Linked DNA regions of Mus musculus: all the other regions are linked to region 3. The links are chromatin loops, found by intact Hi-C in ENCODE. Cell type or tissue: left cerebral cortex. All regions are shown on one strand. Each heading gives the region's core, and the rest is flanking DNA. Links, peaks and the distances in the headings are about the cores only.

Region 1 (11,104 bases), core at 2,756-7,755, 390 kb after region 3:
CAAAATAACATTGACAGTAAACCATCTCTAATATTTCTTACAATATAGAAACGATTCTCAGTGCTGTGGTGGTATTTATTTTGTTGCTGACTGAATTAAACATTCTCAACTAACTTTTTATTTCCTCTTAGGTTGGATTGCTTCTTACAAATCAAGCTTAACAAAGTGTAATTTTGTGCATATGACACAGAACCTGTCAGTCTAGGGGCTGTAATTTCTTTTATTCTAAAATGCAAAGCAGGAGAGTAGTTGTATTTTTTATTCTTTTAATCGTTGCCTCAAAGGAGTATCTAATGAATGGAGGAAGAAGGAAATGTTAATGAAACTATGATGCAGATGACAAGTGAATGCGGTCAGTTCTGGAAAATCCACGAATCAAAATCACAGTTTGTAAAAGTGTGTGCATGTCACACTATGCTTTATTCTATATGGGATTTCTCTTATGAAATTCTAGAAGTATCAGAGTATGACTTGTGGGCGATTGATACATATGCCTCCATTAAATAGTATTCTCAAACATCCTTAGGCATATTAATAAATTGCATTAGTTTGATTTCAGGTACTACAGAGCTCATGAAAAAAAATCAGTCTTGTTGAGGTGAATCTCAGAGATCAACCCACTCCTGGTTATATGGTTATTGGCTACAGGATGCTAGAGGAAAGTGATCACATTTAAATGGTAGCTGCTAGAGCTCTGGGTGTTCCTAATGGGGAACGGAGAGCACAGAGAGTACCTTGAAGCCACATATTACAAAATGGCCTCCATAACAGAAATAGATGGGACTGTATAGTATTATCATTGAGAGTATATAATTAATCTTTGAACACTATCCCATGTTTCTTTCAAGCAATTATAATAAGTAGGTACTTAAAAATACAACCAGGTGCTGTGATCCACCCTGCATCTACATTGTCTCATTTCATATGCATGTACATGAGAAGCACAATCATGAAATATGCATGAGTATAAATTTATAGAAACATGTATGTGCATTATCCCAATGTGATTTTTTAAAAAATAAAATATGAAGGTATTTATAACTTAAAGACTTAATTTTTTTATGTTAAAGCAAATAGATTGATATTTGTGCCCCTTCACTGCCTGAGATTCACTTGGTGTGGAGTATTCACTAAACAAAGAGTTAAACTTGTTAGATGAAGGCAGTGCATTAAGGCAGGGCTTTGAAAAGGTGGTGACATAGAATCCGTAGTTTGAGTGGCTAAAGTGTTTGGTGTGGCATCATGCTAAGAACAGCTTTCTGAAAATACCATTTAGACTCATGGAACACTTGATATAACTGCAAAATAATTACACATTATTTACAAAAAACAAACAAACAAACAAACATAGGTAAAGATTGAAACAGTCATTTAATCTTACTTAACAGTACAGATTTGGTCCTAGCTTGGCTGCTTATATACAGAGTATTCCCATTTAATTCAGCCTACATCTTTTAAAAAAGGGAAAAATAAATAAACAAGTCTACAGAATCCTATCCATTGTTAGTGAAATCTAGAGAAAAGGGCTGGAGAGGTGGCTCATAGGTTAAGAGCACTTGCTGCTCTTGCTCAAGAGCCTAGTTCCATTCCCAGCATCCACATGGCAGCTCACAAGCTGCTGCACTCAAGGATCACAAGACCTGATACTCTCTGCTGGTTTGTTGATGCGTGCATAGTATTGAAATATACTCATGCAGTGCACACACATCTATGTGAGGGAACATACCTACACATAAAAATAAACAAATACATAATTACTAAGCTCAGGGGAGATGAATTCTTCACGATATGCAGATTACTTTACTTGCTATAGTCTGTTGTTGACAGGCTATCACACATGTTCTCTTATAATATGTAGGATTCATTGAACATTTTTAAGATGTTGTTCATAATGGAGAATGAAAAGGTCACTTACTAAGTTGGGTTATGAAAAACCCAGGTGAGGACCAGCAAAGAAAAGTCTTGGTTAACATTATCCCCAATTCTCCTCCCACCAGGATAATATTAACAGGCAAAATGCACCAAACTTGAAATCTTTGCAGATACCATACACATTAAGTGAGCTTAGAGATATCCCAGAAACCTTATCAAGTAGTGGGCATGAATGTCTTGATGACACATTGAGGTTCAACGTATAAGAAAAGAAAGGCCTTTCAAATAATTAGAATGCAGAAAACATTTAAAACATGTACAGCAACTAATCATTTGAATTTCTTCAACGTGGACATTCTAAATTCACCTTTATTTTCTACTTAACTATATAAATTATCATTTAGTGTTGGAAATAATTGTACTGACTGGAACAGAAGAAATAAGGAAAATGTTTGCAATACTTACAGTGCCATCTATTGGTTGTGGAATCTGTTATTTCAGCACTAAGCCAAACTGCCCCAATTATTACTAGGTAGAAAAGGAATTACCATGTCAATCCAGGCAAACCCACATCCAGTTGTATGCTGGGATGTTTAAAGATAACACTATGTACCTGAGAATCTTACAATTGGCTAATACAACTGACAAGTAAAGAAAGAGACAGATGAAAACATTTTAAGCTTAAATTGTATGCTAACAAGGATCGAATCAATTAAGTGTCTACCTTGTGGTGTTTACTCATGCCACAAACAAAATAAAACTGACTACCCTGTGTAGAATGGATAATTCTGCAAATGCTTTGCAACTTTGACAAATGCACTGTTAATCTTCCTTTGTCATTGAAAGCATAAGAGAGGCTGTTTTGTGTCACAAAATTGGTTCAATTAATAGCATTTTCCCTCATGCAAAGATCAGAAATGAACAGACAAGACTACAAAGTACATTTTTTAAAGATGTCTTTTCTAAAGCTCCCTTTTCACATGTGCATTATAACTGCCGTTGAATTAGATAATTTGAACATTCAAATTAAAGGACATGAAATTAATTAATTCCAGGTAAAATTATTTTCTTACTCAATTTTACAAGTACAACTAATTGAATAATGAACAGTTCAACCTAGAAAAAAGGGAAGCAGCCTTTTTAAAGTTTGGCTCCCCCTGCTTCATATAATGGCTGCCTTCATAGCTTTTATCATCTATAAATGATGCTGTCAATGATGGGGAGAGAGGAGGGGCAGGAAGAGAGAGTAGGGGGAGGGAGAGGGGGGAGAGAAGGGAATATTCCAGTAACAGAGAGTGAGAAGGCAATGATGGGACATATGTGGTAATTATGATTGACTAAAAAAAAATACAATTTTTGTTTGTAATGATTAATTGAAATTTTCCCCTTTCTTATTTCTAACCCACCTCATTTTTTATTTACTTTTCTGTATAATTTTGAGCATTTTGCTTTTGTACAGTTTACTATAGGTTATTTTATTTAATATTTCTGTTCCCCCACATTAAAGAATACATGCATTTACAAGGGGTAAACCTTCATGATGTTTTATAGTGTGTGTGTGTGTGTGTGTGTGTGTGTGTGTGTGTGTGTGTGTGTGTGTGAGAGAGAGAGAGAGAGAGAGATATTTTTAAAATAAAATTTATGTCTTTATTTTTATATCTATATATTTTTAAAATAAAATAAATTTGATGTCTAGTCTTCCAGAATATGCTGTTTTTAGTTTCCTGGGTTGATCTTATTGGTGTGTTTCTCTGTGCTGATACTCAGTTTTACCAAAGGGAAAAGGATGTCAATGGTGTCTCTGAAACATTGGTTGCATGATACAATTTCTGCAGAGCTAAATCTGCTCAGAAATAGAGTCCTATTTTCCAATATTTTCTCTATTCAAATAGATTGTTTGAACACATGGAAGTTATAGAACACAGTACATTCCATTGTCAGTGCTACCAATCTCCTCAGGAGGGTGAGCTGGGCAATGAAACATTCAAAAATGGCAGTAAAAGCACACAAGTACTTGTCTCTTGTCTATCATTCAGAATTGCTATATCTGACCCTCATTCTTTGTTTCCTCCAGTATCTCCATGTGAGATATTTTTGATTTCACACTTTATTCAATATTCAGAGAACATGCGAAGGAAACTGCTATTTTGTGCTTAAATGATAGAAGAAATCAACAACACTGAGAGCTCCCAGACAAATACACCATTTTTCATTAGACTGGAAATCGAAGAGGCTTTTGCAATTTTAAAGTATGCTTTCTTCCTCTCCATTCACTGTACTAGCCTCAGAAAGGTCATCCTTAAGAGCACCGGGCTTAATGTCTGTAAGCACAGAGCGTCACTCACAATGGACCTCAGACAAATACAGCAAATGCCTGCATTTAAATCATTAATAATTAACAAAGCTCAAAGGGCTCATCAGTACATGGCTACTTGAGTATAAGCTGTTATTTAGAACCCTATCCTGCCAAGAAAATATGTGCTTGAAAGCCAATTTAGATAGGAAAACTGAAAGAGAAGACTCTTGCACAATGGCATGACGTGAGCAGTGTTTGTGGCTAATGACGTAGACCTGTTCTGTGCTTCACTTCAGTGTCTGTATGATGGTCTATTATTACTTTTCCTATTTCTGCATTAAGAACATCCTTATAAAAACAACCTAAGGAAGGATGGTTTATTTTAGCTCACCTTTGAGAGGACAGCTTCTCATGGCACACGGCTAGAGCCTGAAGCAGCTGTTGATATGGAGTGTGTAGTCACCAAGAAAAGAGTGAAGGATGCTGCTGTTCAATTAGCTTTCTTCTTTCATCTGTCTAGGATTCAATCCCAAGGACAGCTGGCCAATCCTTCCCAGCTCAACCAACCTAGTCAAGGCAATCCCTCACAGAATGTCCAGAGCCCATCCTAATCTAAAGGATCCGTGCGTGGCATGCCTGAAAGCTTGTTCTAGGTGATTCCAGATCTTACCAAGAAGACAAACAACACCAACCAGTACATTATGCAAGTCCAACTTCCTATAGAGAACTATGCAGGTCACATCAATTTTCATTTCCTCTATCAGTCTAGAATCATTAAGAATCTGAACTGTAGAATAGATGTTGTGTCTGTCTACACTCATCCCCTGTGTAAACATGAGCAAGTTGCATAAATCGGTAGAGCCTCAGTTTCTTTATATATAAAATAAAAATATAAAAATCCTGCTGAGCACTGGGGAAAGTACTATTTATTGCAATCCTGCTTGGAAAGTCTGGTGTGTAATACATATTTAACAAGCTTTAGTCATTATTATTTTGTAAGCATCAAAGCTGTGTTTTTCACTGATGGGTTTTATTTTACAGAGAAAACAGTAAGGGTAAATGAACAGTCAGCCTCCAGGCTGCCTAAATTTACATGTAGTTTACCGACTCTCATTTGAAGAAACAAAGACTCATTTCTGTAGCTGTTCAGTGCAGATTGTTGAGGCTTGTGGGACAGACTGTAGTTGGTGTGAAACCTTTAACCATGCAGAGAGAATGGATACTGGTGTAAGGACAAAGGCTCTACATCAGGGGAGTCTGCAGAAATCGTGCTTTTCTTCTCAGAATGGTCATTGAGGCTGCCAGACTTTCCTGTAGAGCATTAAAGAACATGCTGAGGATTAGCTCTTGGAGAATTTCTTGCAAAATATTTTGACCACATTTTACTCTATCCTTTGACTCCTCTCAGATCTACCCTTCTTCATTATCCATCCAATTTTGTGTCTCCTTTTCTATTTTTGTACACCTATAAAGTACATTTTGTGCCATTTATGTATAATCCTGGATGCATATTCTTCCACTAGAGCACGGGGTAAGTGTATTGTTCCCCTGAAACATTTAACAGAGGCAAATCCATTAAAGAAAATAAACCTTGGGACTTTCTAGAAAGTCCCAGGTGACAGGGACCCAAGAGGTTTCCAAGACCCAACAGGGAAGACATTAGCTGAAATACCCAACAAAGAGGAGATAGAACCTGCAAAGACCATATCCAGTGGATAGACACAGCTTCCAGTTGAGGGATGAGTCCACCCACCCACCTGAAAAATATTAATCCAGAATTTCTCATGTCAAAAGGAAATGTAGGGACAAAGAGTGTAGTAGAGACCGAAGGAAAGGCCATCCAAAGACTGCCCCACCTAGGGATCCATCCTATCTTCAGACACCAAACCCAGACACTATTGTGGATGCCAAGAGCTTGCTAACAGAAGCATGGTATAGCTGTCTCCTAAGAGTCTATGCCAGATCCTGACCAACACAGATGCAGATGAGATGCAGGCAGCCAAACATTGGACTGAGTATGGGTACCCCAATGGAAAAGTCATGGCAAGGACTTAAGGAGCTGAAGGGTTTTGGAACCCCATAGGAAGAACAACAATATCAACCAACCAGAACCCCCAAAATCCCAGAGACTAAACCACCAACCAAAGAGTACACATGGAGGGACCCATGACTCCAACTGCATATGTAACAGTGGACGACCTTATCTGACATCAATGAGAGGGGAACCCCTTGGTCTTGAGGCGGCTGGATGACCCAGGGTAGGGAATGCTAGGGCTCTGAGACAGGAGTGGGTGAGTGGGGGAGGGAGCATACACATAGAGGCAGGGGGAGGTATAGGGGGTTTGTGAAGGGGAAACTGGGAAGGAGTATAACATTTAAAATGTAAATAAATAAAATAATCAATAAAAATAAATAGAAAGCAAGAAAAAGAAAGAAAGAAAACGAACTCTTCTTCTTGTAGAAGCTATTGATTACCAACAGCTAGGGATAGGACCACATTGCCACTTCTATCTTCCATGTTGGGATTTGGTCTGCCTTGAGCTTACACAGAAAGTGTGCCTGCTATCACCACCATTGAATGTAGTGGGTTGGCCAGATGCCAATTGTATTCTAAAGATAACTACTGGATCCTCAAGATGTGGTTGTTCCGACTGAGCAGATCCTCATGCATTTGAGGGATGCCATGCAAACCTTCTCCCCGATTTAACTATAGGTCAGTAAAACGCTAGAACCTGTAACTGGGCAGGTGGAGAGAAAGATGGCAGTGGAAGTTCAAGGGCCCGGTTGCAGGGAGAGAGAAAGAGGGAGGGGGGAGGAGAGGGGGGAGGGGGAGAGGGAGAGGGAGAGGAAGATGGAGAAAGAAGCAGCCATGGACCAGAACTGCGTGGCCAGGAGAAGCAGCAAGTAACAAGGGCTGTTACAGCTGGGGAATAAGTTAGCTTAGCTCTAGATCTGTCCAATCTGGGCATACGGCTCGTAAATAAAATATCTGGCTTGTGCGTCATTTATACGGGCTTATTAGCATTACAAATTCCTAGTACAATTGCGAGTCATTCGTGCAGCTTCTGATGGAAAAGTCCAATTTACAGAATCCACGGTCTCTTATTTCTGCACTTTGCCCAGTTTTAAGGAGCCCTGTGTTAATCACCACCTACGGTAAATAGAAGCAACTTGACTCTCTAAAACCACCCTCCAATACATTTCATATTTCAGTTTCTTACATCATGGATTGTGAAGAATATACTTTTTGAGATAGTCTTAAGCCAAAATGGAGATCTGAGTGAAAAGCATAGGTTTGTGATATAAAGGTGGGCAAAGTAAAGTGCCAGGTCATGAGACCACCATGCAAGAGTAATGAAGCATAAGCCAAGCAGAAGAGGGCTAGTCAGGGTTAGACAAGCCATGAAGGCAGAGAAGCCTCTGAAAACAGTGGGGAGCCTTCTGGAATCTACAGGGTTATCTCTGATGACACAATGCCTTCGGTCTGCAGTCTCATTCTTCCGGGTTTATTTAGGTACCTGCTGTAACATATTCCTCACAGCAACTGTGTGAGAGAGCTAGTTGCTATCAGCATGAACATTTTCACAAAGAAAGACACTAGGGTACAAAAGCAGTCAGTAGCTTGAGGAGGCACACACGAGCTTCTTTTTGCCCTACAGAAAATGAGGTAACCACCCTTCCTGCTCAGGGCTTGTTATCCTCTTGCGCGCGCTCGACTGGCCAGGAAGAACGACGCTGCAACAGGATCCTTCTGCACACGTTTATTGGGAGAGCTTGATTGTAGAGGCGAAAAGACCTCGAGCCCAGAACTGGTGCTGTTTTTATAGGCCTAGGAGGGGCGTGTCTCACACCTGGATTGGTTATGCACTAAGCCTTATTTGCATGTTCCTCATCTGATTGGCTACTCTCTCTCAGTACCTTACAGAACCTCATTATCATACCTCATTTGCATGTCTCACATCTGATTGGTTATACTCTCAGTACCTTACAGAACCTCATTATCATGCCTGGGCCAGGCAGTGTCTTTGCAAAAAACTTTACTCCATATGTACACATTGGTTGTTTGTCCAATCTTATGCGTGGTGGCCAGCAGTAGTCAGTGCCACTCTGCAACGGCACATGTGGCTTCCCACATCTCCCCCTGTTTGTTTTAATAAAATGAGGCTGGACTAGGCCTGTGCAATTATGCCCATCCGCCGTGGCTCCTGTTTTAGGTCGTTCCTCTAATGTCACAGCCTTACCCGTCATAGGGTAACCCTATCGCCACCGGGCCCCATGTCTTAGGTTGGACTGTGCACGAGGAAAGTTGCCCGTCTCTGGATATCGCAGTGCTGTGTGACAATAACTGCTAAATGACCTAGGGCGAACTCTGCAAAAGAGGCCAGCCAAAAAATGAATTAGTGGGGAAATCATGATCACCCTATTGATGAGCAAGGGCTGATCAATGATCGTTGAGTCTCTCTCATCCCATCTCATGCTGACTAATTCTTGAGCATAGATAACCAAATTTCAGGGGAGGAGCCGTTTTCAATAGCTAAAAGTGCCTGAGTTATAATCACCTTGTCACGTTTTTGTTGGGTTCTGAATTTGCATACCAACCAGAGCATGAACACCAGTCCACAGCATATGGCAGCACCAAACAAAATCACTCCCACCCATTCCTTAAAGTAAGAAAAAGCAGAGGTAAGCCAAGAGGTAAAGTCTCCAAGGGTCACTGGTTCCACTCTGATCCCATTAAGGTTCAGGATCTGCATCTGCAGCCTCGTCTGCAACCTTTCCAGCTCCTGCGACCAGTTGCCCTTCAGGTAATTCGATAGGTCTGTACTTTTAATAAAAGAATTATTAATGTACCTATTGGGAGTAATGCACACATGCAAAGTGGATGCCACACAACTCATTTGTATGACATCCATTATCTGTTCCATGTCATGTTGTAAAATATCCACTCTCTGATTCACTAACATTAACCCTGAGGTGATATGAGAATTTACCCTTTGCAGGGTAAGCAATGCCTCAGACGTTTTTTCTGCTATCTGACTTATAGTGTCAGCAGTATTAATTTGATCTGCCCAATTAGAGATAATCTTTTTCTTAAAAAATATACAGGGTGTAAAAGGTTTATCCACATTATGCACAAAGCATAATGTATAATTTAAATGAAAACTAGTACTCTTATACACCCGTGGCTCTTGAGGAGTTTGTCGTGCATAAGGCACATCCAAAAAACATTCCTTTGCAAAAAACAAAGGCTAGGTAGAAGAATTGGAATGTACCGGTAAAGGTACTGGCCATGATCTTACTATAAGTATAAAGGCATACTTATCCTGGTTTCAATCATCGGGAGCAGGAGAATCATCTTGGGGTTCATCTTGCTCTTTCACGGTCCTTGTCAGTCGCGTCGGGACCCAAAGTGGATTTTCTTCACCCTGTGGAAAAACACAAATAGCTCCCTGGGACCTGATTAAGATAGGATCCAGGCCATACCATTTATTATCAAGGACATTTTTCCATTTGACCATTTCATTGGGCGATTGAGGCCATTGTCCATGCCTTTCAGCTGGTGATCTTCCAGCATCATCTAATTTTAGAAAATTAAGAGTAAATATTGCAAGGGATAGAGCCATCTTTGGCTCCATAGCCTCTATTTCCCCTTTCTGTTTTTGCAAATATTGTTTCAGAGTGCGGTGGGCTCTCTCAATGATGCCTTGGCCCTGTGGATTATAGGGCAATCCAGTAATATGTTTTACTTGCATTTGTTTGCAAAATTGGCTAAATTTAAAAGAAGTATATGCAGGACCATTATCTGTCTTTAACACTAGGGGCTTGCCCCATGCAGCCCAAGCCTCTAAGCAGTGAGATATGACATGAACTGCTTTTTCCCCTGTCAAGGGAGAGGCATGTAGGACACCAGAACTGGTATCGATGGATACATGTACATATTGTAATTTCCCAAAAGATGGGATATGCGTGATGTCCATTTGCCAAACATCTAGGGGTCGCAATCCGCGAGGATTAACACCCACGGAAGGTGCATTAATAAATTCTACACATTTACCACACTATAGGACAATATCTCCTAATAATTTTTGAAAATCATTTAGTGTCTTTAGATGATCTTTTCTTATACTAATCTTTTGTGGGGTGACACATCGTAAAGTAATAGTGGCTCCTAGAAAATGACTAACATTAGACTGCTGTACCTTTTCTGTTGCAATAATCAAGCCATTATTTTTTAAAGTTTCATTAAGCAAGCCATAAGCTTGCTGTATACTTTCTTCTTCTGGTCCACCTGATAACACTGTGTCTCCTTTCTTTTTCCTTTTTCTTTTTAAGCCCTTCTCCTCTTCCGACATACTTTCTTGTTGCTCTGTAAGGATTTTCTGACCTGTCTTGACTGCCTCTACACACAGTTTCAAACAGTAACGGAGTCCATATATCAGAACAAACAAGACCAAAACTATCAGACCTACCCACACAGGGTCAATGGGAGAAAAAAGAATAACTCATGAACCTTAACTTGTCCCAAAGCTGGGAACCTTATCGTCTCAATCCTTTCTTTCCTTCTCTTCTCTCTTTTCCTTTTCTCTTTCCTTTTTTTTTTCTTTCCCTTTTCCTTTCCTTTACTATTTCCTTTTCTTTATCACTGATTCCTTTTATTTTTCCTCCCTTTTCTTTTTCTTAAAAAACATATCCCCCTTTAACCTGGGGATCAATTTGGGAGACTTACCGGTGCCACCGTTCCTCAGCTGAAGAGTTCTGAATCCATGCAGTCGGATCCTTCTCAGCAGTCTGTTTTGCAGGAACACTTCATTATCACCGTTCCCCAGCTGAAGAGTTCTGAATCCACGCCGGATCCTTCTCAGCAGTCTGTTTTGCGGGAACCTTTATTAACTGCTCCTTCCCCGTGATGCAGTTCTGAATCCTCCCTGTAGCAGG
Region 2 (11,104 bases), core at 2,547-7,546, 1.9 Mb before region 3:
TCCTGCCTTGATGATAATGGACTGAAACTTTGAACCTGCAAGCCAGCCCCAATTAAATGTTGTCCTTGTAAGAGTTGCCTTGGTCATGTACAGTTTACTGTTCACAGCTGTCAAACTATAGCTAAGAAATTGGGAAGATGCTTATAGCAGATATTCTTCATCTTGTGAACTAAATATAGACTAAATAAAGAAGTTAAAAAGGAAAAAGTCTGAATTACCAAGTCACTGATTTCAGGTTAGAACGCAGTGCCCTGTAAATGTTACTTATTTCCAGTTTTCAAAACCTTAAAGACATTTAAAACTAAACATATGCATGTACGCTCGTCTGGGGGATGTGTCCATGAGCACACGTGTCTGTGGGGGGAGGGGAGGGGTTGGATTCTGTGGTGCTTGAGTTAAACACAGGTAGGCGCTGCCTGGTGTGGGTTCCAGGAACTGAACTTGGGTCCCCTGCAAGTGCACTTCGTGCTCTTCAGAAGGCCATCTCTCCAGACACCTTAACTCCAGTTTCACCAATCGGACTCTGCTACACAATAGGTACATTCGGAATGTGAGTTAATACCATGGGGATTCATTCAGTGCCAGAGAGGCAAAGAATTATGGAGACACGTTTTATACTGCTGGTGAAAATGTTTAATAACATGAATGAGCCCAGAGATGATGTTCTGGACAAACTTCCTGCAGTGACCCAAGTCAGGGGCTCTGTTACCTTTAGTGGGACATCGATGCTTCTCACAGCCATCTCATAAAACACGTGATTTAATTCACCGTGCAAAACGTTAGCCTCTGCGGTAACTAGAATGTAAACAACCTCTCGTTTCCCCTGTCCAAGGTGCTTATGCGGGTCTGCCTGTTAGAGATGGGGATTTTGCCATTCGAGCCTGGGATGGCTTTCCAAACCCTGTAGTCCAGGGACTGTGACAAACCGGATTTCAGTAGAGACTTGCAAAGTGGCTGGCATTGAGGTTTCCCCTACTAATACTCTTAGAAACCCGAGGCCATCCCGACAGCAGTATTCACTGTATCACACGGTATGCACACGTATGACAGGCATGCACTGTAGCACACGTCTTCACCATTTAATTGAATGCTAGAAGGCGTAGTTACTTTCATCTCTCTCTCTCTCTCTCTCTCTCTCTCTCTCTCTCTCTCTCTCTCTCTCTCTCTTCATTCAGTCACTTGTCAGACAGGGAGAGAAGGAGATGTATTGCTAGGTGTCTGCAGGCCTGTGAGAAAGCCCAGCTAAATCCAGACAAACTTCTTTACCTGAGACTAAGCTAAACACAGATAACCAATCCACAGAAATGTGGCCCAAATCAGCCACAGGACAATTGTATGATCTTGGCTCTTTTGCACACCTTTTTTTTTTTTAATTAAAAAAGATTTACTATTATTATTAACTGAATTCCATATCATTCACCTTTCATAAACATTATTATTATTATTATTATTATTATTATTATTATTCACTTCATATCCTACTAACTGTCTCCCTCCCGGTCACCCCTTCCCACAACCCTTTCCCCCTCCCTTCTTCTCTGAGCGGGTGGGGGCCCCTGGGTGTCCCCTACATCCTGGCACATCAAGTCTCCTTGAAGTTAGGCACAACCTCCCCTTTGAGGCCAGACAAGGCAGCCCAGCTAGAAGAACACATCCCACATACAGGCAAACATTTCTTTGGGATAGCCCTTGCTCCAGTTGTTCAGAACCCACATGAAGACAGAGCTGGACATTGGTTACATATGTGAGAGAAGGCCTAGGTCCAGCCCATGTTCATTGGCTGGTGGTTCAGTCTCTGCGAGTCCCAAGGGTCCAGCTTAGTTGATTCTGCTGGTCTTCCTGTGGAGTTCCTATCCCCTTAGGGGCTGCAAGCAAAGCAACCCATCTTCTTGTCTTGAAGTTGTGTCCCTGTGTGTCTGATAGGCGTGTTAGGGACTCTGCGACTTATAGGGAGACTAAAAGTTACCAACATGTATGTATACCACTTTGCAGTACATGGAGTGAGGTTTGTCTTCCCTTTATCTACCTGATTACATGAAACAATTCTATAAATGTTTAAAAAGTATGTCTACAGTTAAATTGCATGTGGTGGTGCATACCTTTAATCCCAGCACGGAGAAGGCCTGGGCATGTGGCTCTCTGGGAGTTCAAGGCTAGCCTTGAGACTGCTCCTCACCCCTGCCAGTGGAAAAATTCTCTCAACCCCCAGAAGTTGAGTTGAGTGTAGTGGTCCATAGTAGTACGGACACTAGAGAGGATGGGGAAACATCCTATCTAAAGCTTGCCGGGGCTTTATCCCGGGCAACTTGGCTAGCACCGTATTTTGCTAGAATACGATGGAAAAAATAAGTATGGAGAACGTGGCTCAGAGATAAAGGACTTGCTGGGGATGTGCAAGGCCTGGGGTTGGTACTCATGGGGCTTCCTCAGAGACGATGGGAATGGCTTGGGATAAAAGTTAGAGATGATGGGAATGGCTTGGGACAATGGAAACAAAAAAAGGTAGGCAGGTGGAGGTGAACGGACCGTGTGCCGCTCTCTTTATGAGTTCGCAGGGAACCCGAATTGTATTCATTCTCTTAAATATTATGATTCCTGGACGAACAAACGCAGGGAACCAGCGCTGCGTCTCCTCCCACCCCTTTCTTCTTAGTAACGTCTCTGCAGTCTTATACACGTTTTGTTAGTGACATTTCAGAATCCTGGGTCCTGATAATTTCACTGTCCTTGTAACACAGGAGACGGAACGTTTTCAAGTTTGGGGGGATGGGACACTGCTGAGAGACTGTGAATAAAAAAACGTAAAAAGCAAAGTTGACGGCTGGCTTCTGATTTGGCAGGCCTGGTTTGAATCCCTCCACCGGCTCATTTCATTCACAGGCGAAATTGGTTCAGCTCATCTGTTTTATTGGATGTTGTGAGGATTTGAGATGAGGGGTTGAGATAACCTATAAACCTTCTACTAGAGACTTAAAGTGCCTCTAAAATCTCTACTACGGCTGAGGGGAATGTGTAGTGCCGTATAAAATACCTCAAACCACGTCTGTTCTTAAATACACCCAACCATAAGACAAGCCTTTCTATTCCTAGATATTTACTTATGAGAACTGAAAGATTCCCTCATGCTCAACTCAGAAATAACACAAGAGGTGCATGTCAAATAATGTTTAGTGTTAACTATGGAGAAATAAGGAAGGTGCGACCCGTGGCTGCAGTATCAGGGAGAGATCTCAGGGTAATTATTCTGTTAGAACGATGCTGGTGGGGGTGGGGGTGGGTGGAGGGAGACGCTGGCGGGGGGGGGAAAGACACACCACATGATTTGACTTATCAAATCTGTAGTATGGACAGCTAACTGCAGCCAGGTGTACCTCAGTAGAATAGTTTTCAAGGCAGAGAGAAGAAAGTTTGCAAAAGTAATGCTTGTTGCAAGTTCTCAGAACGCACTGAGTTGTGATGAACTTGCAGTCCAGTTAAATAAGTATTTTAAAAAATGTATATTCATTTAAAAAAATGTAGTAGAGTTTTGAGGAGGCAGAAAGGTTAACCAGATGGCAGGTTATCAACTCCAGGGTTCTGCTAAGGCGGATGAGTGTTTATCATTTTGATTTGTGTGTGTGTGTGTGTGTTTTGGAAGGAATGCAAAGTATTTTGTTTCAGAGTCCCGAGAGTCCTGATTTCCACACCTCCATCTGAGTTATTTGGATTCATTTGCCTGGAGATTAAACAGAGAACACAAAGGCATTAGGGAATTTCAGCATCATTAGGTGTTGGGTGAGGATCTGTGGATGGGGAAGGTCCGTTTTATTTTGTAATCACACAGTTATTCCCTTTACTAACTTTTTAATGTGCTTGTACAAATACAGTGGATTAAATTGTAAAAAATAAGATTTAAATGCCCCACATTTTAGCAGCAGAAATAATAAGATAAATTGATAGGCTTTCATGAAACCATAAAGACCCTTAAGAATTAGACACGAGAAAGATGATGGGGGAAGGCCAGGGTTTTGAAGTTATGTTGAAATGATTTTTTCCTTATAGTGAAGAATACAGGTTTTAATGTCATTCTTGCTTGAAATCTATGGCTGATCAACAGACAGAAAATTACAGTAAGATTTGCAATGAAACAGTGCCAGGTTATTTAAAAAGAAAAAAAAAACAACAACAAAAAACCTTGTTCCCCCAGGAAATGAGTTACCATGTAATTGTGATAAAATAAAAGTCTTTAATCATACGAGACACTGGTCTTTTGAAAGAGGTCATTTGAAGATATGTTGTGCACAATGATTGCCATGCCCCGGAGTCTCACAAACCTACCAGATACAATCGATTAAAATTCAAAACCCTATATTATTTTGTTTTGGATTTTTATTTGAAATTGCTTCAGTTACTCCCAATTGAAAAAGTAAATTATTGCCTTTTTTAAAGAGTAGACTAAGTACAATGATCAAGTTAGAAAAGAATAAATAAAAAATTCAAAATGAATAGAAAACTGTTTAATCATGACCTTGATACATATTTTCTATTTAAAAGCACACAAATGCCTAAGGCACACCTCCCACTAAATGACAATGTTCACAAACTCTAAACAGCAAAGTTACAGGTGTGCCTAGCTTAGTTGTGTCTGACGTAACAAATCTTTTTAATAAAATTTGCAGGAATGCTTTGTTAAAATAGCCCTCCCAAATCAACTACATAAAACCCTTTAGATAGAAAATAAGGCTAAATTATGTTACCATAAAATCACCAGCTAAAACATATTCCTTAGTTCTTAGTAACTATGGTAATAAGTGGTAGTTTATAGATGGTGGAAAGAATTATGCTAATCTTTCAATGACTCAGGGCTGGGGAAACACAACTACTTAGACCTGGGGAGAATTTAGCTAGTTTGAAAAATTAACCTAGTGGAACGAGAGAGGAGTCAGTTACAGACAAGATCCCTGAGTAAGCGTTCCAGAGTCGACATTTTCTCTCATTGTGTCTAAGTCTTACTCATTTTTCGTACTATCCTAACCACTAGCTTAAATGTTTTCTCATTCATAAGCACGATCAAAATGAGCTGAGTCTAAGAAGTCCTTTCTTGGAAGATCTTATGTACACCGCTTAAACCAGGACCCAATTTGGCCAAACCTTAAGGACATGACCTTCTAGGATCTGTCTCTGAAATCTCTGTAAAGTTAGGATATTCCTTTAGCAATGAATATGCTATCATGGGATTGTGTTAAAACCCCCTTAACTTTGACTCTGTCAGAATTTGTTAGTTGTAGAAATTCAAAATCCTCTTAAATCGGATAGTGTAAGAAAATTCTTGTTTATTTTTTTGGAAGAAAAATTATGAGTCTCCGTGACAGCCGGCAAAGCGTTCTAATCCAGATTTACCGCTAGAGGGAGACATAGTCCAGCATTTGCAACGTTTGCTGTCTTATACTTTTTTTTTTTTTTTTTTCTTTCTGCAGGAAGGTGGTTTGCTCTCAGCATCTGCAGCCACTGCTGACAGAATTGGGAGGGAGACAGAGGGAGTCAAAGCCTCCCGGTCCAGCCGTCCCATTTTACTGCTTAACTCAGCCTGGAGTGTCAGAACCCATCTTTGCCTGCCTTCTCTGTGCTTTGTACAGTGGGGCCAGTCGCTCCCAACGGCCAGCCCGCTGAGTGGAACAGGGGTCTAGGGTGGACTAGCAGGGCTCTGCCCGTTGGGGTGACTTTCGAACATTATCTTTAGTGTATTTTAACAGTACAGAGCTTGTGGTGGGACTCAGAGAGGGAGAAGCTTTGATTGCTTTTTAAAATTATTTTATTTTATTTTATTTTTTGGCTTTTTTTTTTTTTTTCTTCTGGTGATCTGGATTTGTTTCCTCGGGCCCCTCCCCTTGTTCCGTTCTTTCTCACTCCCGCCTTTGGCGAAGTGACACAGGCGACACCTGCTCGCTTGTGTCTGCTGCTGGAACTCGCACCTCCAAGGTGGTGAAGGTGCCGGCGCGCTCGTGACTTGGGGGGACAGCAGAGGGGTTCCCTCCCTTGGAGCACACGATGCGGAGAGTGGCGGCGGGTGGGATGCGAGGAGCTCTACCGGCTGCACTTGGAGGCGCGATCGAGGGGCTGCAGCTGGCCGGGAGTTGCTGCTAAGTGGACGCGACTCGACGGCGCCCAGGTGTCCGAGAGGGCACCCGCGGGACCCGAGTGCGAGCTGCGGGAACGCAGGCGTCTCCCGGGGAGGACGCCGGCCGAGCGCACAGCCCGCGAGCCTGCTCAGAACCGCTCCACACCGGGAGCCTGCAGACCTGGGAGAGCCGGGGAACTCGAGGAGTGTGCTCGGCGGCGGAGGCTGCTCTGCTGAAGGTGAATCACCGCGTCCAATTGCCTTTCCCTAGAGAACCCGGGGGAGGGCGGGAGAGGGGGAACGTGTGAGCGCGCGCGTTTGTGTGCAAGGGAGAGCCGACGCGGGGCGAGAGGAAAAGTCCTCGCTCGCCGCTCAAAGCAAACAAACCGGAGATGGAATAAGAGCGGCGGTGGCTGGAGCCCGCCTGGATCCTCGCAGTCGCGGGAGCCGAGCGCACCACCGCGCGCAGCGCATCGCCGGGGACAGCGGGCGACCGCGGGCGCCGCCGGGGGCTGCGGAGACTTTGGCTCTCCCCCTCGGTCGACGACCCTTCCGATTACTTTGACACTGTGGGATAAAGAGCAGAGCCCGGGGACCGACCTCGCGCGCTGCACCTTCCTTTTGCTTCGGGGAAGGGGGACCCCAGCTTGTAGGTGAAGACGCTGCCGAGCCCCCCTTTAGCCTTCGGAGGAGGCAGCACTCACACTCGCTCGCCCTCTGCGAACACACACCGGCGGACTTGAGGTCCCTATGCCCCTGGATGGTGCCAGCGGACCGGCATCTCGGAAGCGATGCAGGAGCGGTGAGGCTGGCGTCGGCCCGCGGAAGCTACCGGACCATCGCTAGGTGCTGCCGCCCCCGGGACGCCCGGCTGCAGGTAGGTGCGAGCCGCGCCTTCGGGGGCCTTCGGGCTTTGGGGACCACAGTGGCCGCGCGAGGTCTGCGCGCCTCCACAGCCCTCACCAGTACTGTCTCTTCCCTTGACTATCAACTGGGCCCGGGGGCAGAAACCGGCTCGTCCCAGGAGGCCAAGATGAGGGTAGCTGTGGTCCCGCAGTCGGCATCCTCCTGCCCCCTCCCCTCCCGGCAGACGGCGAGGATAGGGGCGGGGAAGAGGGACGCCCGGAGGGGGACAGAGCCATGGCAGGAGGCTTGGGGAGCAGGGTCCATCTTATTTCAGAAGGCGAGAGACCCAGGCGAGGACCGAAATGGGGTTCAAATGGATCCCTCACCAGTCCTGGCTGGTGGGCATCTGACACTTTTCATAAGCAGTTGGGGGGGGGGGTCGCAGTCAAGGGAGAAATCAGTGAGGGGTGATGGTCCACGGGAAGCTCTCGCATCTGGAATGTCTACTTTCTGTCCACTTCTGACTAGTTAATTCCCAGGCCTGTCTGCAGAGGGTGGGCGTTTCCAGGAGAATATTGACTCGTCCACCTCTAACTATTTCCACAAAGAATCACATTCATAAGTTCCGGGGCCTCACCCGCTTAAAGGTTTATTTAGCTCTGGGAACAGTCTCGGTATTACCGAAGGAAACTGCTTTCTGTAAAGGGTACTTCAAGGGAGCTTTCCTAAAGTATCGTTTAATAAACAGCGTTGGCGGGGGGTGTGGGGGAGAGCACAGTTCGGGGTGTGGGGGTGGGGGCCACGACTAATGGCTTGTCATTTCTTTCCGGGTAGATGACTTCCACATCTTGCCAGTAGCACAGATCTTTTTCTGCCCACCTGCTTTGCTGTCCATTCCTCCTTCTAAGAGGCTAGGTGTCTCCCAGGAGGTGTTTTCTTCAGGGGAGGGATGACTCTTGGCTCTTAGTCAGCAATGCCACATTTACAGAAGGCGCTTCTGCAAAGGCAAAGTTTGAGGTCTGTCGCTCTGTTTCTCTGGAGCTGCGGGCTGAGCCATCCGGCCTCCTCTGGAGGCCACTCCATAGGCTCTCTAAGAGCCCTAGGGAGACCAAGCTTTTCCTCTTGCTCCACATTCCACTGCGTGGCCAGTGTTAAACAATTGCCTGAAGCCTTGGGAATTGAATGTGTAGTTACTACAGTGACCAGCTCTTCCACACCCTGGGCTGAGTGAGTTCATCTCCTGCCAATAAGAGAGAGGATGAACCGGCCTCCTTTTGTGACTGTGAAATCTCCCCTTGAATATCAAAGTCCTCCGTGGGGTTAAAAACAAAGAAACAAAAGCTCATCTCAGTCTCAGAACCTAAGTTTCCCCCACCCTATGAAGAGCACCTCTCCCCCCCCCAACCCCCCCAATCACTCGGTATCCCAGGGCCTTACTCAGGACTGGGTGAATTTCAATGACTGTGGACCGACTAATAATTATCTGGTTCCTGTCTGCCCAGTCAGATTGCTTTGGCCATCCTCCTTCCTACGGTTATCAATTAGCACCTTTAAACTGCTCTATTAGGCAAGGTAAGTTAAGACAGTTGAGTAATTAATTTAAGGTTTCCATGTGAAGTAATAGAGATTACTGGCGAAGAAGATTAAAACTACATTTGATGTTTTAAAGAATCAGAGCATAAGGATATCGTATTTACCCTTTCCATGTTCAGGCATCGATGCCCAAACTAGTGAGTCCTTTACAGTTTCAAAACCGGCACCCGACACCGTGCATTTTCAGGAACAGGTCAGGCATGTTTGTCTCTTTTCCTGATCCACGCTGTTCTGGATCTCTCGAGGCCGCTATTTGGATTGTGACCTTTTAAGAGTCTTTATTTTTAAAAGCCACCAGTAACCACTTACAGGCCATCAGTAACCACACTGAAGCTTATTTTATTCTAATTCCCACAATTTCCAGTGCAAACAAGTGGACTGTATTGTTTACGTGTGTAAGGTTTTGAGGAAGCCTGTTACTGCCAACAGAGCACTCAGGCACGGGGAGCCTTGTAAGAGGCAAACATAGTTTTAGTGCTGTTTTATTCAAAATGGCTTTCAAAAGGCTGATCAAAGTCTTGGTTCTTTTCTTGCCTTTAGGAGCAGTGGGTGACTAGGTTTTCCTTTCCATTTACATACAGTGCTATTTGGTGTGTGTTTCTTTTAGAGGACTCAGGGAACCTTTGTGTCAAAGCAAATGCCTACATAATGCTATAAGTTGTGGCAGAGGGGAGTGTGAGGGCTCTGAGTGAGTGTGCGCACGTGTGATTCTGAACCTGAGGAGCGTTAGTTACTTTAACAGTGACAAACTGGAGAGAAAAGATGCTGTCAGCTTGGGTCGGCGTGGATCCACTGTTCGTAGGCACTACGTTATCTGCATTATAGTGTTCACTAGCCACCAAGTAATAGAACTCGATGACACGGCTGTAGAGAAAGGTCTATTTTTAGACAGAGCCACTTACCCCTCTTAAAAATTTATAAAGTGCTGAAACTTTTGGGGGTGATCTAACATTTTAGAGAAATTGTGTTATGTCTCATCAGAAAGATTTAGTAGTCCTGGATCTACTATCTGTGAGACAGTGTTTTGATAGCCCGCTTAAATGGCATTTTCACATGGAAATGCACAGAGTACATTTTAAGGTTGATCCAGTGCCAACTGGATCTTCTGGATTACCCTGCACAGGATGGGGACTCTCCAGCACTCACTAGGCCCTTCTTATCACCGCCCTAAACAACAACAACAACAACAACAACAACAACAACAACAGCAACAACAACAAAACGGTTCTGTTTGAGCACATTTGAGTTGAGGAGTCATTGCAAACAGATGGGCATTTACTAATAAGGTTTATAATGAAGCCCCGAAGGAGGAGCTTTCCAAAGTGACGTTGGGTTACATATTTGAAAAGCTGAAGCAATCCGAGTGCCTCTCCTGTTCACTCTGCAGTACTTCCTTAGAGATGCCTCGTTAGGTAGTGTTATTCTGCGGCTTTTTTGTTCACTGGAAATTCAAGTAAAAACAAGGAACTTTACCACGTCCTGCAGTTTTGTTTCCTTTGGTGAAAAGGATATGCGGGGGTAAAATAAACATCCAGTGTAATCCGCCTCAATCTATGCTTCTGGGCACAGTTACAAGTGCAATCCACCAATCTGTTACGAGTAGGGCTGCATCAAAACAGAGAGAAGACATTCATTAATGCCAACTGCTGCTAGTTACGAAGGCCACGGCAGCTGAATTGACATCATTTCGGGGCCCCTGGCTCGCCCAGCGTTTCACAGGATGCGGCTTCCTTCTGAGTCACTGGCTTTGGGATGACTCAGGATAGGACTCAGAATTTGCCATTTTGTTGGGAAATTCTTTGGAACTCTATCTGAACATATTGAGCTATTTAAACATCTCATTGATAAAGAGGAGATGGGTTTACAGGTTACCAGCAGTCTTCTGAGGGGGTTTGTAGTGTGGTCTGAAATGGGTTAGAGACAGGCTGGAGTAGCAAACCCTCAGTTGTCACGGGACCCTGACATGTTACATAGTTTCCCGAAGGTCCTAGGATATCCATTCAGAGTAGTGTTTCAGTTCTCCTCATGGAGTAAAACTGCTCAGTTTTGTCTTCTGCTTCAGTTTCTTATAAAATCTTTAAGAGAAATGACTGTACTTATTAGAATAGGAAGAAAGTAGAATTTAAATATATTTCTTGTGCATTAAGTTTTTGTACAATCTCTATATCCCTATGTATGCAAATGTTTTCATGGAATGCAGATGATATATTGATTTTCTGTTAAAGGAGGAGACAGAGACAACTTGATTAAAGGCCTTTATTTTTTGATATCTAGGTTTCCCACTGATTTATATGACTTGACCTATAGCACAACTGCATTTATGGTTCAACAAGATAATTTATAGTTGAGTTTTACACTTTGACCCATTGTTACAAGTAACACATATACTTTTCTTTTTTTTTTTTTTGAGATAATTTATTGACTAAATTACAAACTCAAAACATAAAAGTCAGTTTTTCACTCTGTGGAGGGACGTCTTAGGAAGTGTTGGTTGTCAGCAGCATGAGAATGCTAACACATTTTAAAGCATAGGACATATCTGCATATTACTTTTTAAGCACGTTTCTC
Region 3 (11,104 bases), core at 2,941-7,940:
TTTTGGGGGGGGCACTACATGTCAAAGCTATCGCAATTGTGTATCTCTTATGAATACTCTGTGTGAAAAACTAAGCAAGGAAGATTGCAAGACCAATTAATCATAAAGCAAGCAGAGTATAATTGGCACCCAGTGAAATGTGTTAAACACTTGGAACGAGATAGCTTAGAACATAAACTACTACCCCCATTGCTACAGCAGGTCCCAAGGCCATAAATGACAGCTTCATTTGTTCTACAATGCAAGTTCTAGAATTTTGCTTTCCTAGTCTAGTAGGAGAATACTGATCCCAGATCTGGTGAGTCTGGGTCCATATTTTCAATTTGTTCTTATTGATTTTGGCTATATCAACTGCATAGTAAAAATTCCCACTGTAAAAAAATGTTCAAAGTGATAGCAAAGAAATCTCTAGATGCAGGCCTATGTTTCTGTGTCTTAATTATGGACATTAGGACTTACAACTCTTGCCATTAAAGACAGCCCATTGCTTGTCTATTGGTGTGAAGGGTAAGAAGGGTGATCAATATCACTGGGACTCCAAATATCCTTTGATAAAAGTTTTCGATCAAAGACTTAAGAGACTGGATGAATAGTTTTGTATCTAATATCATGAGAATAGAAAGGTAAAATCCCTCTACTGCTTTTCTGAAAGACACAGTGAGTAAGGCTGTCCTAATTTATCCTTTAGTTTTCAGAACTAGGTGTTTGAGTTTTACATAAACAGAATCAGCATAGTTTGTACAAAATGACACGTGAACTGAGAATTTGACAACTACATGCTTTCTTGGTCATTTTTACTCTTCCACAAAAATGGGAAATAACCGTGGTGGGTTCCAGGCACATCTTATGTTGAGCATCCTTCCTCCATGAACTTAAATGCCACTCTCTACCATGCATAGTTGGCTGAGATATGTAGAGTACCTGCTCCTTTATTATCACCAGAGTTTGGTAGTATCCCGTTATTAATATAGTGACCCAGGGAGGAAAATACTCAGATAATTGACATTTATGTAAAATATTAAGACAGAGAAGAGAATTAACATGAGCTAAGCAAAATGGTGTGACAACATAATCATCATTATGCCTAGATAAAATAATTTCCTTTCTCTAAACTGAAAAAGAACAAGAAGAAATACAGGCCAGATGAGTGACTATATATAAGATGCTAAAAGCCTTGAGAATTTGCTCAAATAAAAACCCAACATGGCAGCAGAAATTGAAGCCTCAACTGGTAAAATTTATGGCCATCAATCTTCATCAACCATTTCCTATCTCATTTTTGAAAGAACCATAAAGGTTGATTAAATAATGACACAGAAATACCCAGCATTTCTTCCCAGAAGACATTACTACATGTGATATATATCTTGGCAGGGGCATCATGGTCTCCAGGAGTTTGTGAGACTTCCAGTTGGCATTTCAAGCTATAATAATTCTTATTTCTCTAGTCAGGAATCCAATGTGGTTATGCTGACAGCTGCTAGCTCTATCAATTCCAAATATCCTTCATGGGACTTGAGTACTAATCCTAAAGTGTGTGTAGGGTTATTCTATAGTATACAGACTTTCCCAATGCTTTCTTTCTACCTGACTTTTAATTCTTGCCTTAAATTGTGTCCTTGTTTTAATTAGTATCCTATAACTCCTATGATGATGTTTTATTTTCCCAGGAACCAATGTTAGGTCAAGTCACTTGACAAGTGTCATAGGTCTAATGGGGAAAGGATTGGGTATTTTTAAAGGGTTTTTTATTTTTATGTGCATGAGTATTACCCTCACATGTACATAAATATGCTGTGTGTGTGTGTGTGTGTGTGTGTGTGTGTGTGTGTGTGTGTGGTGCCTGAGGATGCCAGAGAAGGTGATGGGTCCCCTAGAACTTCAGTTACAGGCTATTGTGTGGGTATTGCAGTGTGGGTGCATCTAACCTGGGTCTTCTTGTAAGAGTAGTCAGTGCTCCTAACTGCCATACCATCTTCTCAACCTCAGATTGGATAATTTTTATTATCTATGATTTCTACAATATCTCAGGGTCTTTTTCAAGCCTACAAAGCTTGTTCACAAAAGCAGCCATCATTTTGTGAGTTTAATTTGCACTGACATAAACATGAAACCACAATTTTCTATCTGAGTAACTTACATACTTGTCTCAACAGTTCTTATTTGTTACGACATGACAATGCCTTTATTAGTGACCTGTGCTTCTTGTCTTAAAGAACACATTTTATTACTCAGCACAAAAAACCCAAATGAGCTTCTGAGTGCCCATCTGATCCTGATCCCAATTATATGATTGCTAGCAGCTTGTAGCCCGTGTGTTGTAGCTGCCTGGTCTCTGAAATCCTAAAAGCCCAACATTCCATTGATAGTAGCCAGCTCAATCCCATGGCAACAAATTGTACCATAAACTTCAGCTTACAATAAACAAACCAATAATTGTGATGGTGTGAATAAGAGCAGCCCCCATAGAGTTAATGCTTCATCATGCAGGAGTGGCACTGTTTGAAAGGATTAGAAGGATTAAGGTGTGTGACTTGTTGAGGAAAGTGTGTTGGGATTTGAGCTTTCAAAAGCCCATGCCAAAACCAAAGTTACTCTTTCTGCCAATAGATCACAATGTGGTTGCAAGCTACTGCACCGGTGCCTGCCTGCATGCCTCTGTGCTTCCTGACATGACGATGATGGACAGAACTTCTCAACTGCATGCAAGATCTGAAAGAAATGCTTTCTCCTACAAAAGTTGCCCTGGTGTCTCTTCACAACAATAGAACGGTGACTAAGGCAATAATAATAATAATAATAATAATAATGATAATAATAATAAAGTGTTACATTTTTCAATATTTAATGTCATTTTTTAGCAGTGCTAAATAAAGTTTCTTTCTTGCCTTAGAAAGAAACATCCATTGGGCATTTGGGAATACAGTAAGGGGGGATTTTCAGACCTTACATTGTTAATATTCCTTATATCCCCATGATAATTAATATTCCCAACTTGATAGTTCTTAGAACCACTAAAGAGACAAGCCCCTGGCTATGTCTGGGAGAGGTTATATAAAGGACTGTAAGTGAAGTGAGAAGATCCAGCATCCATGTGGGCAGCAGCTTTCCATGAACCAGGCTCTCAGACTATATAAGCAGAGAAAGCTAATTGAGAACTGGCATTTGTCTTTGTTTCCCGAGTGTGGATGCATTGGGACCTGTTGCTGCAAGGTCCTGACACTACAATTTCTCTGTCATTGTGGACTGTACACTTGAACTTTGATCAACACTAAACCTTTCCTTCCGGACGTGTCTTTTCTCAGTTACTTTTTCACAGCTTAAATAAAGCCACTAATACATTCCCTGGCTGGCCCTTATCTGTTATTATTTCAAAAGTATTCTAGCCTCTCTCCAGGACTAGGTAAAACCCTTCATCATGTCTGAGTTTCTGGGTACACATGACTCCAGTCAAATATCCCAGCCAGAACCCTGAACATCAAATGAGACAGTTTATCCATCACAACATCTACTCCCATCTCCCACCCTCAATTTCAAATGCCTGAAAACCCATGGTAGTTTCTGCTGCACTCTCTTCCAGTAGAATATATTAACCATGTCTTGCAGATAATTTGGTTTCACCTCATTTCCTCCTGGATTGTCTCAGCCTATGAGTACAGCATAGATTTGATTGTCTCCCTAGATTCCATGAGGCTTCCTAGGGGTAGTTTTGAAGAAGGGGAAAAGCCATGTTACAAGTCACCCAGGACCTGGAATGGATAGCTTGCTCTCTTTATAAAGAAGGAAGCCTGTGACATGTCCTTTAATTCTGGGTTTCTATCCAAGGCAGTGATGTTCCTCTGGCTCATCTTCATCTGTGACCTCAATTTTGCTGTTTTTCTTTCAGAGGCCTGACTTTGACATTAGTAATAACTGACAGTGGGCATTCAATCTCTTTGGCAATCTTGCCAAACTTTGCAGCTACACTTTGAGTCTAATTTTCTCTCTTTCCCCGGGCACTAACAAAGTTTAGTGTCTCCTCAGAAGCCCTGGTACATCCTTTACTTCTTGACTCAGTAGTGCTGATGTTTTCCTTATTGTCTACTGGTAACATTTTAAAATCATTCAAAACAACTCAATTAGCCTACAATTTTGAAAGACTTTATTGCACCTAAACCAGGTAAACTCCATAGCAAGCAAAAATTCCACCATTTTCCTAATGCCATCCCTGGACTTTGATGAAATGCTTGCCTTATCCGTCTTCACATCACCATTTATTTATGATGGGGTTGCTATAACAGAATTCCTAAGACTACACAATTAGCAAATGGCAAAGAAGTATTGTCCACAGTGATAGTATTTTGGAGGTCCAAGACTAAGACACCGGTAGACACAACACAGCTGCTACCAATACTGTTCGATCATGGAATACTGACCAGTACAAGACAGGAATAGAAAAAGGAGAGGCACTCGGTTCAGAACAGGTGGGGTGTGCTCACTCTGATGGAGCCACACCAACTATGTGACAGCAACGTGGAGCCTCAGTATCTTTATTGCATATAGCTCTAAGGGAGGTATTGTCTAGTCTATACTGGGGGCCTCTGTGACTGAACAGTCTCAGATTGAAGTCCTCTGGGTGTGATTGATAATTCCAAACACTGGCAACAATCACATGTGGACCAGAGGAAGGCTCTTTTCTTCCCTTGACTCTGAGACAATGGGGTTCTTGACCTGGCAATGTTCCCTCTGGTCAAGCAATGAACTGTTACCCAAAATTCCATTTGGTGTTCACACATTCACTCCATGCTTCCTTAAACCCCCAAACAACAGTTAGCTACACTTAGCTACATCCCTCTAGATGGCGGTATGGGCCAATACATGGAGGAAGAGGTATCACAGTTTGTGGTGGTTTGAATGAGAATCCCCAAGACTCCCTTCCTTTGAATGCTTGGTCTCTGTGTGTGTCCCTGTTAAAGAGGTTATGGGGAGTGAACCCTTGCTGGAGGAATGATGTCACTGGAGGCCACATTTGAGGGTTAAAAGCTTCTCTCCACTTCTACTCATTCTTTGGCTTATGATTTTGGTAGAAGACATGATGTCAGCATCCTGCTCTAGCTTCCTCCCCTGCCATTGGGCACTCTCCCTCTGGAACCATAAGCTCTAATAAACTCTTCCTTCTATAAGACACCTTGGTAGTAGCATTTAAACATGGTAACAGAAAAGTAACTAAGACAGAGCTCCCTCATAGTCAGCTTTGTTGAGTGATGTCATCACTTGCTACTGCTCAACCAGAGAGGGAATTCCAACATGTGATTTTGAGGGAATGAAAGCATTCATACCATGAGGGTGTTTTGTTTCTTTGCTTTTTTGTTTTATTTTGTTTGCTTCTTTTCATATTTTGCTTTCATAAATCACAGAACTGTTGTCCAGGAGAGTCATTTCTCCCGCTTGTCTTTACAGAAGAGAATGTCCCTGGTTATTGCTTCTTTTCAGTTCTAGAACCTTGGGAATCAGCCTAGCTAGTTCCAAGATGTTAGTCAGAACTTTTTATTTTTTAACCAGTAGCAAAGAGTATTTAAATTGTGATACATCAAACACCTACTTACAATACTTATTATCTTTATCAATGAACATGCAAACCTTTCCCCACATTAAACATTTCATTGCCAGGGGCTAAGGATACAGTTCAGTTAGTAGAAGGCTTGCTTAACATATCCAAAGGTTAAATGGACAGCAGTGTATAGACTTTCTGTGCTAGTACGTAGACTTGTAATCACAGCACCCAGGAGATGAAGGCAAGAAGGTCAGAAATTCCAAGTCATCCTTGGTAGCACAGTGAGGTCAAGACTTCCCTGGGTTGCAAGAGACACTGTCTCAACAACACAACAACAACAAAGCTATCCTGTTAAACAAACTAAATCCCAAGTGTTTGTGTTAAGACCATGGGGGTTTGCATGAATTATTACTGCACAGAAGTCTTTGTTTTATTCTTATTTGGTGTGTATGTTATTATCCTCTGTTCAGTTGTCTTATATTTTAATTTTTAATGGTTTTGGGTGGACTTTCAGGGGTACAAGCACTCATATACTGTAGTAGTAATGGTGTATACATTCTAAGCTTTTCTTTTCTTGTCATGTCTGATAAGTTTAAACACAAAGGAAAATCACATTTGCACCACTCATTTCTGGATTCTACTGAGAACCTTTACATGTTTATTTATGAAACATGGTCTCAGCTTTTAAGAACAAATCATAGATGTGTGTGTGTTATTGTGAGAGAATAGATCACAGAGATACGGAGGTAACATGATTTTCTATGAGCAGTTTTCTCTTCATTTTTATGACATTACAGAAATGAATAGCTACTCAACTGTCAGTTTCTTATTCTTCATATGTAATGCTTTTCTTTCACACAATACATCATAAAGAAAAATAGATACAAGTACCATCTCGAAAACAAGAAAAACAGAAGGACACACCTGTAATCTCACACTTTAGAAGAGTAACATTATGATAATTACAGATCTGAGACTAGCCTGGCCTATGTAGTAAGATCTCTTGTTTTAAGAAAAGAGAAGGAAGGGAATAAACAGTGGATATATAGAACTATGTTTAGTTTGTTTGTGCATGTGTATGTTCGGATATGGGTCATATGTGAGACAACCATTGGGTCATTCTTCAGCCCCCATTCATTCTTTCTATTTTTTTCTAAATAACTGGTCTCCCAATGATGTGGGCCTTGTTGAGTAATCCATGCTGTCTAGACAGGGAGCCCCACAGGTCTGTCTGCCTCCATCTCTCCTGCACAGAGACGACAGCTGGGTGACACAATCTGTGGCTTTTCCACATAAATTATAGGGCCAGCATTGATTCCTTTGTGCTTTTGGTGCAAGTATACCACCAACTGAGACATCTCCACACACCCTAAGGTATCTTAAATTATAAACAAGACGGTGTGAATAAAGTAAGTGATAGAGAAGAAAATATGTCAGGGAGGGAAAATAATGATTGTGGAAATAGCAAATGTTCTTAATTATTATTAATCTTATCAGTGATAATAATACCGATAGCTAAGCTACACACAGGTTTCATAAAGAAGGTCAATTTTAAATAAAATTTGAAGAAAAAAAAGTATGAACATGTGTGAAGGGAGAAAGATTTAGTGCATCATAGGCATAGAAAAGGTGAACAGGTGCTAACAGTGAGCACCCGGGTGGCAGAGGATGAACATATTGTAAATGACAAGTAGTTTTGGAAAGCTAGCCCATTGGTTACCTTTTGTGTTCATTTTATGTTCCTTTAACCAAGAACCTGACACAAGTCATCCTTATGAGGATGCCTTAGAAGGGCATTTCATACTGATCATAACAGCACTGTTACAATCCAGAGAAAAACCGGAGAAGAGAAAACAGCTACATATGGCCCCATAATACAGGAGAATAGCACTGTGCGTTGAACATTGAGGAAATGAGTAAGTGTGAAAGAAGATAAAAGGTAAAATGCTGAACTCTAGTTAGACTACAGTATGGAGAACAAACAGTAAGGTAAGGTTGAGTGTTGAAAAAAGCTGAGCCTTTCAAAGATCACAGGGAACTGGAGACAAGGAAGCAGAATCTCTAACTGCTGGGTTATCTGAGAAGATGATTTGCTTTTATTTCGGTGGTAGACCATTACTAGGTTCAATTACACACCAGAATAAAAAGATCCATATACAGAAGGCTGGTTCCCAGAGGTAGCCAAGGGATAGGATCCAATATATGAGATATTAAGGGGCTTGGGTTACTCCAATGTCTGTTGTTCACACATAATTGAGCAAAGTTTATTATCCATAAGTTGTACTAAATGAAGAATTTGGAGTGAGAAGGAAGACTTCTAGAAACAATTACCTAAGTTTAGAAATTTCAAGTAGATCCAGGATAGGAGAACAAAGGGTGGGAAAAGCTCCAGACAAATGGATAAAGAGGTACTGAGGTGTGTGTGTGTGTGTGTGTGTGTGTGTGTGTGTGTGTGTGTGTGTGTGTATCTGTGTGTGTGCATGTGTGTGTGTCTATGTGTACGTGTGTGCATGGGTGTATGTGTCTGTATAGGTATGTGTACATGCATGAATAGTACGCTTCTTTTCTTTTTTCTCTGTCCCTGTCTTTGTAGCTCTCTCTGTCTTCCTTACTCTCTTTCTTCTTTTCTGTGGGGTGTGTGTGTGTATTTCTCTATGTGTGAGTGTGTGTTTGAGTATGTGTATATTGTGTGTGTGTGTGAGTGTGTATGTGTGTGAATGTGTGTCTGTCTGTCTGTGTGTGTGTAGGGGAGTAAGAGAATGAGAAACAAGCATGACCAGGCAACAGTGTTTAAAAGACAAAAAGTATTTTTTAACTGAGAAAGGATTTCAGAAATAGACACAGTCATATATATGTATATGTGTAACTTGATGCAAGAAAGAGGAAGGTAATTGGGCATAGAGAAGAAGGAGTCTAATTCTATGCAAGACAGCTTTGCTGGAGCAATGGGGAAACAAGCTGGAGTGAAACTAGCAAGCATAGAGTGATGGAAATCTCTAAAAGGGGCTGAGTAACAGAAGTGATGGGGAATGTGATAGACAGACCACCATCTTGTCTGGCTAGGATGACTAGCAGTTTAATCAAAGGCTAGCCACTAAGTTCTTCTAAAGAAGATAGATTTTAGATGTTATGAACCAACTCAGGACACCACAGCCTCTGAAAAAGCAAATTCATCTTCACAATGAGATTTTAATTCATAGAAAATGTGTGAGAAAGACTGGGGGGGGTGTCTCTTTAAGATAAACTCTCCATTCAAGAGTACATAACAACTCCCATCAGGACTGTGGGCCTAGAGTAGTATCTGACTTTCTTGACAAGATTTCATGAGTTCATTCTGTAAATAAATCTCTTCAGGTGCATAGACATCCAGACATGCACACACGCGCACACACACACACACACACACACACATATAGATATATATATATCATATATCTATATATGTGTGTGTGTGCATATATACACACACACACATATATATGTAGATATGTGATACATGTAGATAAACAGAAGGGCAATCAGGAAAGGACAGATAAGCTACAGAGTCCATGCTAGCCTGAAACTTGAACTTCAGTGAAAGAGTGGGATTGTAAGTGTGCACCACCATCCTTTCCGTGTTGCCTTTTAACATAAAGAATAAGTAGAGCTACTGTAAATGGGCTGCTGCTTCTCATTCTTTTTTTTTTTTTTGAGAAGCCATATAACATTTCATCATGATGTGTTCATAATGTATAAAGCATGCTTCGCATACCTCCTTCCAATTAACTCCTGCTTCTCTACCTTCCTCTTCCTAACAGCTTTCTATTTTCATGCCGTCTTTGAAAGTCCGCTCTCAGAAAGTGAGAGGAAATACCCAGCATTTCTCTATCCGGCCCTGGCCTATTTCCCTTAACGTGTAAGTAATCCAGAAGCCCCCTGACATGGTTTCTGATTACAAATGCCCAAGAGTTCTGCTGGACGTAATTACTGATGTTTTCTTTTCTATAACTTTACTTGGTGCTAACTATAAACCCCAACCTACACACGACTTCAGATGCTTCAATCTCATGAAACTGATGTGTGCTTAATATCAATTGTTTGTTTGTGATCTGTGGGAGGAAAACAATCAAGAAATGGCGTCATTAGCAGATGTATCCCCTTAGCTACAAAGTTGGAGAATTGAATACTTTCCACAATTTCTACTCCAAGAATGGTTTGTAAACACTGAGAGCTAAACAAAGAGGGAAGACAGCTAGACTATGATTATGGATCTAATGTCTCATCAGAATGAACAAGCCTATTCACATACTTATACATACATATATGTGTGTATAATATATATATATATTATACAGTCTAGACAGCTAGACTATGATTATGGATCTAATGTCTCATCAGAATGAACAAGCCTATTCACATACTTATTCATACATATATGTGTGTATAATATATATATATGAGGGGTGTGGGTGTGTGGGTGTGTATATGGAGAGAGACAAAGAGACAGAGAGACAGAGATAGACTAAGATAGTAATACTACATTGAGCAGAGAGGAAATAAAGAGATGCTCATACTCTTTCAAAATACAGCTGAAAACCGGGCGTGGTGGTGCACGCCTTTAATCCCAGCACTCGGGAGGCAGAGGCAGGCAGATTTCTGAGTTCGAGGCCAGCCTGGTCTACAAAGTGAGTTCCAGGACAGCCAGAGCTATACAGAGAAACCCTGTCCAAAAAACAAACAAACAAACAAACAAACGAAAAAACCCTGCTGAAAATATAATTTAACAGGCAACTTACATAGCTGTATTCTTAAAGTGTGCAATGATGTGTTGCCTTATATGACATGCAGTTTAAAATCCAGTAAATTCAGGAATAATCATTGCATTCATTTCAAATAGAGTTAATATCACTTGTAAAAAGCATATGTCTAAAACAACCCAGAAGCTGGGGCAATGGTTCAAACTATCAATGCCTGCCATGAAAGATCCCCACACATGTGAAAGACAGTCATGGCAGCAATGCTCTAACTAAGCACGGAGGACAATTCTAGAGGAGACTCTTGCCTCCTACTATCTTATTAGCCAGCCAGCATAGTCATTCAGAGAAATTCATGTCCAGTGAGAAACCATGTCTACTGAAATACAGTAGTAAACAACAGAGGAAGACACTCAGCATCAGCCTCTGACCTCCACAAGTGTGTGCTCACAGGCACAGAAACACACATACACAGCAATCATCACCTACCTTTCAAATATTGCATTTTTCCTTGTAAACCTTAGTCATAGATATTTATAAATTTAGAAATAAGATGGTAGCCTTAGGTGCTCTTTTACATAATGTAGATCTATTAAATTCATTTACTCTCCATAAAAGTCTTATGAATGATTCATTACAAAATTCTGCATTAACAATAAGGAAATAGAGAGATTAAGTAATCAGTGCCAGAGTTCTGGTAAGGACAAGGGGAGAAAGGTATAAAACAAGAATTAAATGTAAACTTTATGGCTTTCTTAAGTATGCCATTACAAGGGCCCCAGTACAACTCCAACCAAATGCTCATAGGCACAAAGGATCAGGTTTGTTGTATGTCCAC

Evidence for each region. Hi-C counts contacts between places; a loop is a spot of excess contacts. Peaks named below come from ENCODE experiments on the same cell type or tissue, not always from the same donor. Only the 100,000 strongest peaks of a DNase experiment are listed, where the experiment ranks them.
Region 1: a loop joins it to region 3, with 9 times the contacts of the local background. A loop is called at or near these places in 4 of 42 quality-filtered maps.
Region 2: it touches region 3 in a loop (2.7-fold over the local background); 2 of 42 quality-filtered maps call a loop at or near these places.

The regions. Positions count from the first base shown.
Region 1 is chr10:125,496,194-125,507,297 of GRCm38, forward strand. No RefSeq gene overlaps it. Among named protein-coding and RNA genes, the nearest start is that of Gm40795, 66 kb to the right of the region's middle. In left cerebral cortex, for the core only: no CTCF peak of the experiment used is centred there; a DNase peak (open chromatin) is centred at 5,242.
Region 2 is chr10:123,258,568-123,269,671 of GRCm38, forward strand. It overlaps Tafa2 (TAFA chemokine like family member 2), which reads left to right and starts at 5,509. Exons shown (of 5, transcript NM_001252387.1): 1 at 5,509-6,974. In left cerebral cortex, for the core only: a CTCF peak has its summit at 5,380 (motif pointing right); DNase peaks (open chromatin) are centred at 5,495, 5,958, 6,368, 6,999 and 2 more places; H3K4me3 peaks cover 2,099 bases; H3K27ac peaks cover 2,072 bases.
Region 3 is chr10:125,109,686-125,120,789 of GRCm38, forward strand. No RefSeq gene overlaps it. Among named protein-coding and RNA genes, the nearest start is that of Gm36771, 46 kb to the right of the region's middle. In left cerebral cortex, for the core only: a CTCF peak has its summit at 4,824 (motif pointing right); a DNase peak (open chromatin) is centred at 4,850.